Linked DNA regions of Homo sapiens: regions 1 and 2 are each linked to region 3. Evidence: read pairs that join two places in POLR2A ChIA-PET (ENCODE). Cell type or tissue: CD4-positive, alpha-beta T cell. All regions are shown on one strand.

Region 1 (2,500 bases), 210 kb after region 3:
CAGGCCCTATGTCCTTCATTTGAAAGCTTTCTGCCAGTTGCCAATTCTCTAATTCCCTTTTCAATTCCAAGTTGTCTGATGTCAACTTTGTGTCCCATTTGCCCCCTTCCAGAATGTTCTTGCACACACCTCGGTCTGGTAACTCATTTCTTGAATTCTTTAGTTCATAGATTTGTATACATTCATCTTCTCAGCAGCAGTGCCTTCCCCTGACTTCCTGAGTCCACACATTATTCAAGCTTCAGTTACTCTTTCCCTCAGGGAGAGACTTTGGTTGACTTCTGGTCATGTTCTAATTCACCAATACAAAATTTTGATTCCTTAAGAAATCTAAATTCATTAAATATTAGGCTTATGCAGGATCCTCAGAAATCCACTAATTTTACATGGAGAGTAAATGAGGACGGCATAGACTTGACAGATAATAGAGATTCCACAATTTTTTTCAATTGTGTTGAATATATTTCTAGAACTTAATAGAAAACATCTATTTAGAATTTCCCTCCAAGACATAAGTTTTCTCTTCTTCCTAGCATTCCCTCCTTACTATTAGAGTTCATGGTAACCTTGAGAAATTAAAATGTTGCAAAGCCCATGCCCTCACCTCCACGGAGACACTGATAGGGAGGTGGTGTAAAGAATACTGGGATTAAAACTCAAGCTCTGTCTCTGACATTCATTCACTGTATGACCTTAGGAACATCAATTATCTTGTAAGGGTAAACTCTCTGTTTCCTTTTTCCTACTTCTCTGTTCAATTCCTAAGTGTGAAACCACTGGCGTATGAAGGCCCTGTGTAAATTGCAAGGAGCTGTACAAATGCAAGCTACTTTTGATAGGCAGAGAGGCCAAGTGCCTGCATGTGATGTAGTAGTTGCATGTGTGTGTAAGCAGGGGGTGTTATATATTTCACAACTGCTTGACTGAGATATAATTCACATGCCATATAATTCTTCTATTTAAAATGTATTTTTAATCAGTGAGATGTTCACTTCTGCCAAATTTATGTGGCACTAAGGCATCTTCTTTTCTTTTTATTGGCTTTATTGTATAGCTGGTTTCATCCAGGCTCATAGAAGCAAAAGCTCTGTCAGGTGACCTGGTTTGCAAGGCCCCAGCACCCCCGGCTTTCGGTATGAGTCGTCCTGATGTTCTTTTGCCTGTTCAGTCAGTGGAGGGGCAGGAAGGGGAAGGGTGGAGGAGAGTTCCCACCCTTTCCTGCCTAACAGCAGAGACCTCAAACCTGCACCAGCAAACAAAGGAGTAAGGGTTTCATGTATTTTGTGTTTCTTATTGCCTGATCCTAAACTTAAAACCATCTTTCATCTTGTTAAATTGTCAACTGTCCTTCTTTCTGTGTTTTTAAAATTATTTTAACAAGTCAAAATTGCCTGACTACTTGCAAGAGTACATCAGTAATACAAAATTACTACCAGAACAGAAAGTGGCATCAATAAATATCTGCATCCTATTCAGCTTTAGACAATGATTGTTAAAATTAACCATTGTTACTAATTTAACATGTAACTTACGACATGGAATACCTTTTCTCCCTACTAAGGCAAAAAAAAAAAAAAAGGACTCCAATTGGTCTTGACAGTACATGAGCCATTTTTATTGGAACACAGCATTATTTTTCAAAATTAATCTTGTTCATCACATCTAAAGTGGCTCCAGACCAAAACATAAGAGAGCTGCCAATTGATAGATCATTGACAGTGCTGGCTGCACTGTGACAGCTAAGACAGAGCCCCCAGGTAGCAGGGAGGTGAAAGGCCCTGTTGAGAGCTGAAGCTCAAACTTGTAGACTCTTTGTTCCTCTAACTCTCTCTAGCTTGGATTCTTCAGTCCTTTCTCAGGAGCTCAGTTTCCTCCCTAAACATTGGAAGAGAGTCAGGGTCTCTTCAATGCCCCGTGAGTTGTGGGAGGCTGCATTTCCACAATTCTAAGACCCAGCAGAACAAGAAGATGCACAGCCCCCATGTGTCTGCAGAAAAATGGGTGCCTATAGGCATGAAAAGTCAGACATGTCGAGACTTATCTCATTCCTTTCACCTAATTTTATAAATTCAAGGACATTTCCCAAGCTTTCTGCATATTCATAAAGAACACAGCAAAATTTGTCATTAAGTTTGATCGCCTCTTCTTTCAGCACCTGAGACTGTCTCCTTTCCACCCATACACCGTCAGATGTTACTTGGCATTAATGGAGTTTTGAGTCTATACCAGAAACAGATGAGGCAAGTTTGCTGTGTGGTATAAAGCTGACCCATGCTCTCTGACGTTGAGCAGCAAATGAGGACATATACATATATATGCATTTTTTCACAGTAAAGAAGCCATTTTTATATCAATTATTTCATCGGATCCATACTGCTACTTTATGAGGTTATGATATGAACGAGATAACGGAGGCTCTAAGACATTGGGCAGGCTGGGTGCGGTGGCTCATGCCTGTAATCCCAGCACTTTGGGAGGCCGAGGAGGGTGGATCACCTGA
Region 2 (2,500 bases), 220 kb after region 3:
CTTTTGTAAAGTCATTTTCATAAAATTTCAAATCTTTTTTAGCTTTTTCTATATGGATCAAAATATGGTAGAATATTTTCATAAGTATGTATGGGGCACACATTTTTCCATCGTTTCTTTTGGCTCAGGCACTGACATGACTGTGCAGCTAAGCTGCAGAAAGTACACTTGCTCTAGGATTTACTACGCAGAGAAGATTTATGTCAGCAGAAAAGGACCCTGAGGACTCCACTCCCCACCCACTAGTCAGAGAGTCTCGATCCAAGAAGTCTGCCTAGACGTACATTATTCAAATATTTTGTTGAGAATTTGTTCTGAACCAGGCACTGTACTACATAGTTCAGAAATTGATAAATTTCCTGATAAATGCCCTGCCCTCCCAATGCTTCCAGTTTCTCATACTTTTTTGTGTGTCACTGGGAGGGGTTGAGGCAGGGGATAAAGAGATGGAGAGTAAAAGACAATCATACTATGGCATCATGAGTGTGAAAGGGACAACAGGAATGCAGAGGAGTCAGGAGCCACACATTCTGCCTTCTCCGGCCGAGGCAATGTTACTAGAAAGGGCAGTGAGACAGGACAGATAGGGGAGCAGGTGTTACTGGCAGATGCACAAGCAGGTAGGCAGTAGTGGTCCTCCTGACTCACTCCAGGGGAAACGGGGGCCTCGGTGGCATATGGAGACTCCCAGAAGCAAGAAGAGGCTATGTGAATTCAGAGATCTCAGTCTGGCTGTCCCTTAAGGTAGGAGAGTAGAGTTTGGGGCTCTCTGATTCCCACTAAGGAAACTGGACCTGAGTTGCTGGGTTGTAACTCTTCCAAGGAGCTCAGAACAAAACAGTGACATGGTCAGTTGTGCATTCCACTTGCCTCCAGGCCCACTGAGGGTGTGAAGCAGGGTGGGGCTGGCTGGAGAGGAGGGAGAGTAGCAGGCTGGCCTGTTGGAGACATGCTCCCTGGTAATGAGAGGAAATAGAAAATGTAATTAACATGTCTGCCACCAGAAACAAGAGCTAAATCTATTACTCTCCTCCTCCCGCTTCCGTTATGAATTATTGTGTTTCAATTACAATTTCCAAAGTATTTCCTTAAGGAAATATGTTAGGGTTCCTCAATGGGAAAAGAGGGAATGGAACCATGAAAGTTTAATTTATTGCAGTGCCTGCTTTTAGAAAAGGAAGAAGAAGATGAAAGAGAGAGCGGAAAGGCAGGCAAATTGAGAGGAGTTGGACTGGGTCACCTGCACTAGGCAGAGAGCAGCTGGGCAAGAGATGCTGGAGGTGCCTGAATATTTACGTTGTCAGTTCACAACATCTGATGATGGAAGAGGCAAGCGTACCATTTCATCTCTGGCTCCTTTTAGTCTGCTCCCTTGTCCTTCTGCAACAATTTAAAGACGAGAGTAAGCTTGGTCTGAAGGAGAGCCACGTTCTGCTCTGTCACCAGGCTAGATGCTGGGACGCAAGGGTGTAAATGAGCAGGATGTGGCCCCGCCCTTAAAAAGCTCACAGTCTAGCAGTGAAGGGAAAGGAAGCTAAAACAACAAGAAAGGAAGTGTGGACAAAAGAGCTTCTGCTTGGGGCTGCAAGAGCAAGCCCATGCCATTCGGTAGGTAGGATGCCAGGCCGAAGAAATAAATGATTTGTCAGGCTCTGATTCACACGTGAGGCAAGAATTCTCTCAGAGGAGAGACATTTCCAATGTCTTTGGAAAGGATGGAGGCATTCAAGGTGCATTCATTCACTCATTCACACGTTAACATGTAACTGGGAACTCAACCAAGAATAAGCCTCGGCCTTCTCCTTGAGGATAGTGGGCTACTGGGAGAGACAAATCAGGAATAATTACAAAGCCAGGAGGTTGGAGCCAAGATGGTGATATGTGTAAGGTGTTACAGGATCTCAGACGAAGAGCAGTGAATTCTGTCTGGGAGGAAACCAAGTTTCCAGGAGAAAGAGAGCCTTGAAGTGAGTCTTCAAGGAAACTAGAAGTTTTCCTGGTAAATGAATAAGAAAAAGGCAGAGAACGTGTCCTGGCTAAAGCTGCAGCCCAGGCTGAGGCAGAAAGACAAAAGCAGCATGGTGATTCCAGGGAGCCCTGGATTGATGTGGGGAGAGAAAGGAGGAGAGTCAGGCCCGGTCCGGAGGGCAGAGGGCCATGCACTGGAGCTTGGATTTCATCTTGATGACACTGGAGAACTCATGGGTGTTATTCAGCATGAGCATGACATGTGGGTTCTAGAAAGACTACAAGGGTGGCTCCCTGCAGGATGGCCAGGAGAGGAGGGAGACTGGTGTTCTAGAGTCTGCGGGAATCCACAGCAGTCAAACGAGAGAGACTTCTGTCCAGAGACACATTATCCCTGCAGTCCACACATGGGGCGAATGCCTGGGAAACAACTGAATTTAGGGAGAGGAAAGAGAAACACATTGTTTATTTCTTAATTAGGAGCTGATTCGTAATTACTTCCACCCCATTTCTTTTTATTTTCACCTATTGA
Region 3 (2,500 bases):
GTAATATTAGCACCACTTCTTTCTAGGCCCTGGTTTTGTAACTCTTCTTCTCATACAGGAAAATAGCTCTTGTGTGCTCACAAGTGAAATGAGATACAAGAAAATTTTGTTGTTGTTCTTAGAGTAGGGTGGGAAACCCAACATATGGGAATTTTCTGAGTGTTGCAAATTGCCTACCGTCCTGTTAAGTATTGCTGAGCAGCTAATAAAAAAAGTAAAAACAGGTAAAATGAAGCAGCTAGTCCAGGAAGTGCTACAAATTTACATATTATGTAGAGTGCTAGGTTACTGTAAATGATTCCATTTGAAGGGTGTTCTGGTAAATCTAGTGCGCGTTCCCACACCTAGCACACAGACCTCAAAGGAGCAGACAGACCTGGGTCCAGACCACCCCTGGTTTCACAAGCTTCAGAGGCCTTGAATGGTATTTAACTTCCCTGACCATCGTTGCTCTTGGATGGAATGGAGATAATAATACCTTCCTTATGAAGAAAATAGGCAAAATCAAATTATCACTTAAGATTCCCTTCAGCTTTTACAATATAACCTTTAGTGTGGGAAAATCAGGCATGTAACAAGTAGACCAATATCTGAACACCGATGCATTGAGATTCCATCCAATTTGGGCACCAAATCAATCATCAACTTGGCCTTGGATGACCCTGAGAACTCAGATTAAGGTTGAAGAGAATTAATATGTGTACCAGGCTTGCCAATTTAACAAACACCCTTATGCATTTTGTCTTATTTAATCCAAACAACAACTCCTTAAAAGAGGTTTTGTTATTAGCCTCAGTAGAAGAAACCTGCGTCTCAAGGAATTTACTAGCCCGTGAACACAAACCTGGTCATTCTAGTGGAAAATCCTGCAATCTTTGTATGATACAGTTCTCCTTCCTGCCACTCCCTGTTCTCTCCCCCTGCACTTTCTCCTTTTGTCCCCTTTGCTCCACTTTTTATTACCTTCTGTGTCCAAATAGCATTCTAAATCTAAGACAATTTTTGGATCATGCATCAGGGCCCTGTGCATGGAATTTGATGTGAATGCAACATTAGCCATCGCTAAACAGGAAAGCATGTCTGAACAAAAAGGTGACATCTGTAGGATAGTGGTTTCTGATTTGTGAGTCCTGGATCCTCAGGTGGACTGTAGTAGAGCAAGTGTAGCATGGAGTCTCAGCTCTATGTAAAGTAATCTACTCAGTAGACTATGGATGGAATAAACAATCTGGCTCACCCATATCTCCACATTCTCATTACAAATATTTACACCTGCTTTTGTGGTTAATAAAATACAAAAATGTAGACAAATAACAGATTTCATATTTTTTCATTTAGGCAGTTAAAAACTATAATTTCTATACTCTGGACAATATGAAATTTGATATCATTCAAATTTCACATGATTCAATAAAAGAGCTTACTAACAAATGTGAGTTAGACAGGATTTTGACTCCAGGAAGTAAACAGCTTTCTAAATGGCACAGCTGCTCAGTGACTCCAAGGTGTGATCTCTGACAGACCCTGGGGAAACCACATCTAGAAAAAAGCTGAATGCAAAAGTCAACCAACTATCATTAAATAGGCCAAGCATTTGCCTGAGTACTTCCTCTGAAGTTCAGTAGCTGTATGGCCTTAGGTAAACTCTATAATATCCTTAAATCTTACTTTTGGCTTCTTTAAAATGACACAATAATAGTACAGACCTCATAGAGTGATTGTCAGGTTTAGATGGTCCACAGGTAAAGTGCTCACTTTCTGTCTGGTTGGCAGTGAGTGTAGGCTCTTACCACCACCACGGCCAATATTAATATAAACACATTAGTTAAACTTCTCTTTCTCCTCCTGTGATGGTTAATACTAGATGCCAACTTGATTAGTTTGAAGGATGCCTAGATAACTGGAAAAGTATTGTTTTGGGGTGTGTCTGTGAGGGTGCCAGAGGAGATTAACATTTGAGTCAGTGGACTGAGAGAGGAAGACCCACACTCTATGTACGTGGGCACCATCCAATTGGCTGCCAGCCCCGCGTGGCTAAAACAAAGCAGACAGAATAAGGTGGAATAAGCTGGTTTTCTGAGTCTTCCGTCCTTCATCATTCTCTCGTGCTAGATGCTTCCTGCCCTTGGACATCAGACTGCAGGTTCTTCAACCTTTGGACTCTTGGACTTGCACCAGTGGTTTGCCAGGGGCTCTCGGGCCTTTGGCCACAGACTGAAGGCTTCCCTACTTCTGAGGCTTTTGGACTCAGACTGAGCCACCACTGGTTTCCTACCTCCTCAGCTTGCCGAGGATCTATCATGGGACTTCCTTTACCTTGTGATAGTGTGAGTCAATTCTCCTTAATAAACTCCCTTTCATATATACATATATCCTATTATTAATAGTTCTGTCATTCTGGAGAATCCTAATTAACACCTCCCCTCTCCTCTCTCTTTCTCCCCTTGCCTCTTTCTCCTCACTGAGCCTGTGCAAGGCAAGAAAGTTAAGGATGTGCTAT

What was found. ChIA-PET counts read pairs that join two places held together with the same protein. Peaks named below come from ENCODE experiments on the same cell type or tissue, not always from the same donor. Only the 100,000 strongest peaks of a DNase experiment are listed, where the experiment ranks them.
Region 1: POLR2A ChIA-PET joins it to region 3 with 5 read pairs; 7 of 35 experiments call an interaction of 5 or more read pairs at or near these places.
Region 2: POLR2A ChIA-PET joins it to region 3 with 5 read pairs; 7 of 35 experiments call an interaction of 5 or more read pairs at or near these places.

The regions. Positions count from the first base shown.
Region 1 is chr2:12,500,300-12,502,799 of GRCh38, reverse strand. The region is part of intron 4 of MIR3681HG (MIR3681 host gene); the gene reads right to left. Among named protein-coding and RNA genes, the nearest start is that of TRIB2, 220 kb to the left of the region's middle. In CD4-positive, alpha-beta T cell, no CTCF peak of the experiment used is centred here; DNase peaks (open chromatin) are centred at 850 and 1,149; H3K27ac peaks cover 2,500 bases.
Region 2 is chr2:12,487,536-12,490,035 of GRCh38, reverse strand. The region is part of intron 4 of MIR3681HG (MIR3681 host gene); the gene reads right to left. It overlaps LOC107985853 (a long non-coding RNA gene), which reads right to left. Exons shown (of 3, transcript XR_001739290.3): 3 at 1-2,399. Among named protein-coding and RNA genes, the nearest start is that of TRIB2, 230 kb to the left of the region's middle. In CD4-positive, alpha-beta T cell, no CTCF peak of the experiment used is centred here; a DNase peak (open chromatin) is centred at 1,485; H3K4me3 peaks cover 1,004 bases; H3K27ac peaks cover 2,072 bases.
Region 3 is chr2:12,708,353-12,710,852 of GRCh38, reverse strand. LOC124905974 (a long non-coding RNA gene) reads left to right here. Exons shown (of 2, transcript XR_007086222.1): 1 at 1-2,327. Among named protein-coding and RNA genes, the nearest start is that of TRIB2, 7.3 kb to the left of the region's middle. In CD4-positive, alpha-beta T cell, no CTCF peak of the experiment used is centred here; a DNase peak (open chromatin) is centred at 1,522; H3K27ac peaks cover 2,371 bases.